2 separate regions of the Homo sapiens genome follow, and region 1 is linked to region 2. The links are chromatin loops, found by intact Hi-C in ENCODE. Cell type or tissue: GM12878. All regions are shown on one strand.

Evidence for each region. A loop is a pair of places that touch in the nucleus more often than their neighbours do. Peaks named below come from ENCODE experiments on the same cell type or tissue, not always from the same donor. Only the 100,000 strongest peaks of a DNase experiment are listed, where the experiment ranks them.
Region 1: it touches region 2 in a loop (6-fold over the local background); 10 of 110 quality-filtered maps call a loop at or near these places.

The regions. Positions count from the first base shown.
Region 1 is chr19:6,600,206-6,602,705 of GRCh38, reverse strand. No RefSeq gene overlaps it. Among named protein-coding and RNA genes, the nearest start is that of CD70, 10 kb to the right of the region's middle. RefSeq lists an enhancer at 832-1,051. In GM12878, no CTCF peak of the experiment used is centred here; DNase peaks (open chromatin) are centred at 885 and 1,115; H3K4me3 peaks cover 2,421 bases; H3K27ac peaks cover 2,500 bases.
Region 2 is chr19:6,516,028-6,518,527 of GRCh38, reverse strand. No RefSeq gene overlaps it. Among named protein-coding and RNA genes, the nearest start is that of TNFSF9, 14 kb to the left of the region's middle. RefSeq lists enhancers at 285-414, 465-514, 1,856-2,396 and a silencer at 1,825-1,994. In GM12878, a CTCF peak has its summit at 1,475 (motif pointing left); DNase peaks (open chromatin) are centred at 157, 998, 1,417 and 2,267; H3K4me3 peaks cover 2,500 bases; H3K27ac peaks cover 2,310 bases.

The DNA of each region.
Region 1 (2,500 bases), 84 kb before region 2:
GCAGTGGTGTGACCTTGGCTCACTGCAACCTCCACCTCCCGGGTTCGAGCGATTCTCCTGCCTCAGCCTCCCGAGTAGCTGGGATTACAGGTGCTCACTAAAACGCCCAGCTATTATTTGGATTTCATCATTGGCCAGGCTGGTCTCGAACTCCTGACCTCAGGTGATCCACCCGCCTCGGCCTCCAAAGTGCAGGGATTACAGGCGTGAGCCACAGCACCCCGCTGCCCCAGCCTACCCTTCTTAAGCAAATAGGCTTTCTAGTTGATCTGTGCCATCTTGTCTGCTCCTTTACAGCACACGTGGCTGGCAGAGAAGGGAAGATAGAGCCGCCATCTTCAATATATCTAGTCCTTAGTTCCCGCTGGCATTCATCCAGGCAAGCTCCCAGCTTGCAGGCTGCTGTTTGTTAGAAAATGATTTGGGGCTGCTTTTCATTAAAAAGAAAAGCCTTACCGAGGACTCCCATGCCCTTGCTCTCTGCCTAAGTAATTCCTTCTCTCTCTCTTTTTTTTTTTTTTTTTTTTTTTTGAGACGGAGTTTCGCTCTTGTTGCCCAGACTGGATTGCAATGGTGCAATCTTGGCTCACCACAACCTCCACCTCCCAGGTTCATGCGATTCTCTTGCCTCAGCCTCCCGAATAGCTGGGATTACAGGCATGTGCCACCACGCCCAGCTAATTTTGTATTTTTAGAGAGATAGTGTAGCAGGACGAGCTGCAGACAAAACTCCTCAGACACCGAGTTAAAGAAGGAAGGGGTTTATTTGGCCGGGGGCATCGGCAAGACTCCTGTCTCAAGAGCTGAGCTCCTCGAGGATGCAATTGCTGTCCTTTTTAAGGGCTCACACCTCTAAGGGTGTGAGCGTGAGACGGTCATGATTGATTGAGCAAGCAGGGCCTACGTGACTGGGGGCTGCAGGGTGTGGCGCCGGGCTGTCTGCTTGTGGATTTCATTTCTGCCTTTTCGTTTTTACTTTTTCTTTCTTTGGAGGCAGATATTGGGCATAAGACAATATGAGGGGTGGTCTCCTCCCTTATCCCCCCCTTTTGAGACTCTCGCTCAATACTGGAGTTCTCACTTTCATTTTTACTACCCGTGTCTTCTTGCAAGACAGATCAATAATGATTCATATAGTACACTTGTGCTGAAGCATTTCGGTGAACTAAGTTAGCGATGACGCTTTTTATCATTTGAAGAAGTACAGGTAGCAAACAAGCAAGCAGTAAGTAGGTTCTTATTACTATTATAACTCTTACTGTAAGAGTTTTAAATCTTCCTAGCGCTGGGAACTATTTTCTAAACATGGCCTCAGGATCAAATTTATGCCACACTTGCACGGGCACATGTGCCAGTTTTGTCATAGCTCTAACTGTGTCTTCAACTACTTGCCCTTGATTATCTATGTGTAGGCAGCAATTAGTAAGGTTAAATTTCCTACAGACTTCTCCTTCAGCTGCTAGCAAGTAGTCGAGAGCTAATCTATTTTGAGAGATAGCATTTCTCATCTGAGTTTCTTGCTGGGCCAGAATGGTCAAGGCTGTGCCGGTTTTATTGGTGATTATTTTTAAGACAGCTTGTAACCATATGATTTGGTTGATCACGTAAATGGGAGTCCAGTATCTTCACGAGCCATCTTGTGCCTAAGTAGCAGGACTATAATATTGTATGATTCTCTCGGGGGCCATTTATCATTTTTTCAATTTCTTATAGCTATGCTTCTCTTTTCGAGGGAAGCATAGACAGGGAAGCCCAGGAGTTCACCTGTTTTTATGGGCAGTAGGAAGAAAGATAGTTTAATAGTGCTAATAACACAACTGCCTGCCTACTGGTTAGGCAATTTGGCATAAGCTCTATGCCTACATACGTAGCATAATCTAGTCGGGGCTGTCTAGTCCCGGTGGGACTCCGGCTATGTCTACACGGTTTGCAACTTTGGGAATTTTTTACTAAGTGGATTTCTCTCTGTGTGATTTGAACTCTACCAAGTGACTGTTTTTGTGGTACCATTATACAGTTTCTGTCTCAGACAACTAAATCGTCCTACGGGGTGAGTGAATTCTTTTCTTTCTCTAGCTATGCGATATTGTCCAATAATTGAGGCTTTTAGGACCTAGAAATTATCAGGGTGATTCTTTTGAGCTGGGAATTCATCAGGAACTGGGTCTGTAGGTACTAATTCTCGTGCTTCCTATGGCCATTGATCTCCTGTGACAGTTCTTCCACATATATAACATGAAGTGACATTGAGAGACTGGGTCACATGCTCGGCTAATTGCAAAAACAAATTTCTTGTTTTTCATGGAATTTCTGGTACTGGCACTTTTAGTTTATCATAGAAGGTTTGAAATACTGGCTCGGGAGAGCATTTATACACTTTTTCTCAAACCACGATATTTACTTGAAGATCCAGTCTAGCTCTTATCAATTTTTTAGGGTTACACGTTCCTCTTTTTTCCAGCGAGGATCAAGGGGATTGGTTAGTACTAGCTCTAAGGGG
Region 2 (2,500 bases):
TGCAAAAATTGAGGGTATTGGGGTGAGAAGATGTGGATGTTTCATGGTGTATGATTTTGCATGCTTGCATTTTCCATGGGTTCGTTTTGTTTGCTTTGTTTTATTCTTTTTGTTTTAACATTAAGCACAGAATCGTGGCCAGCTTTCACACACGCAGAAAGAAACCAGTGGCCAGAGCCACTTGGAGGAAGGAAACTTTTTGTACCTAGTGACATCAAAGGCAGGAAATGGTGTTTCCCTGTTGAGGGCAGTGGAAGGAGGAGTCAGGGTTGGGGAAGACCCAGGCAGACTTGGGGCAGACCCAGCGACCCCTTCCAAGAGCATGAAGAGGCAGCTCACGGTGCTGGGAAGTCAACCCGCTTTGGAAAGGGAATCCCAGCAGGGTAACTACCTGGAAAGGACTTTCCAACTCCCCTGGGGGAGGGACACAAGTAGACACACACAGACACCAGAACACAAAGGGCACACCCATTCTGGACATATACAATCACACAAAACAAGACAGACATACAGACACACCATGCAGACATACACACAATCACACACACACACACACACCTGGACACACAATCATAGATACACAACAACCATCAAAGCTAGCCACAGACCGGGTGCAGTGTCTCACGCCTGTAATCCCAGCACCTTGGGATGCCAAGGCAGTCAGATCACTTGAGGTCAGGAGTCCGAGACCAACCTGGCCAACATGGTGAAACCCTGTCTCTACCAAAAATACAAAAAAAAAAAAAAAAAAAAAATAGCCGGGCGTGGTGGTGAGTGCCTGTAGTCCCAGCTACTAAGGAGGCTGAGATGGGAGACTCGCTTGAACCCGGGAGGCAGAGGTTGCAGTGAGCCAAGATGGCGCCGCTGTACTCCAGCCTGGATGACAGAGTAAGATTCTGCCTCAAAAAAAAAAAAAAAGCTAGCAACAGACACACACAAGGACACAAGAGACATATATTCAGGGCATATAACCAAACACACCGAGACTAGAACACACCAACACAGACACACCATCACACACATACCAAAACAGACATGGAGGTACACAACACACACGTACACGGTTACACACTGAGACAGACACCCAAAGACACAATCGTAGATACACATACATGGCAGGCACCATGGCTAGTCATAGACATAACGCAAGAACACACGTTATGGGCATGCACAATCACACACACAGAGGTCCAGGTCCAATCCTACGACCATCCAAGGTCTGCCCCGCTCCCAGAGGAGTCCCCAGGGACTACCCCTCAGAACACCCAAGTTCCACCCTGTACCCACAGAGGACCACCCAAGATCCACTCCCGCCAGGGAACCCAGGACTCACCCCTCAGACCACCTAGGATCCATCCCCCAAGAGGAAACTCAGGCCCTTCCCTCTGGGGACCTCCCCCTCCCTCCCCTGAGGAACAATCACTCTGGGCCCCTTTTCTCCGCAGCGATACCCAGCTTGGGCAGCGGGCGCCCCCTGGTGGACCTGGAGCCCCAGTCCAGGACTGCACGGAGCTGGGGCCCAGGAGCCAAGGCGCGCGGGGAGTTCCGGTGCTCTAGGACTTGGGAGCATTCACGGCAGAACCGGGGAAGGAAAGAGCGTGGAGACGCGGGAAGGGGAGATGGGAGGCCGGAACTGGATCGGGCAGGGCATTAAGCGCGGGAACAGAACGTCGGAAGCAGGAATGGGTTGGAGGCGGTTGGACCGAAGACCTCCTACTCCCGCACCCCAGCCAGCCCCGCGTCTCCACCCGGCAGGTGCGGCTCCTGGACCGCGGAAGACCCCGGAGGCGGATTCCCAACGAGGCACAGCGAGGGCAGGGTCGGGGAGGTTAGAGTGCTGAGGGTGGGAGGTCTTCGGTCCCACGGCCGAAGCTCGCCTAGTCATGGCTCTCAGCCTGGAAGTAACGCCAAGAAATCGCCCGAGACTGGGAATGCCCAGCGCTCAGCCTGGATGATCACCAGCACCAACGTGGCTTTGGCTCGCGGGTTCAAGAGAAAGATGGGCCCGCCCCTTCCACGACTGATCCTGTCAGTCTACCGAAGCCCCATTCCGCTGTCATCCGCCTCCCACCTCCCTAGCTTCTCCCCAGGCCCCGCCCTCGTACCCATCCGTTTGCCTCTCAGGCTCTGCCCACTCCTCAGTCCTTCCCACTTTCCTGTCATTCTCTCGAGGACCGTCCGCTTCCCCAGCAGACTCCCAGGCCCAGCCCACTCCTCAGTTCCCCTACCCCACGGTCATTCTCCCTAGACTCCGCCCACTTCATAGTTATTTGTCTCCCAGCCCTTGCTAACTCCTTAGTCCCTCCCACTTCCCTGTCATTCTCCCCAGGCCCCGCCCACTTCCCCTGCTGTCCGCTCCAGGCCCTTCCCACGCCACAGTTCCTCCCAATATTATCTCCAGGCCCCGCCCACTTCCCCTGTTATCAGCCTCCCAGACCCTGCCCACTCCTCAGTCCCTCACACCTCCCTGTCATTCTCCCAGGCCCCGCCCATTTCCCAA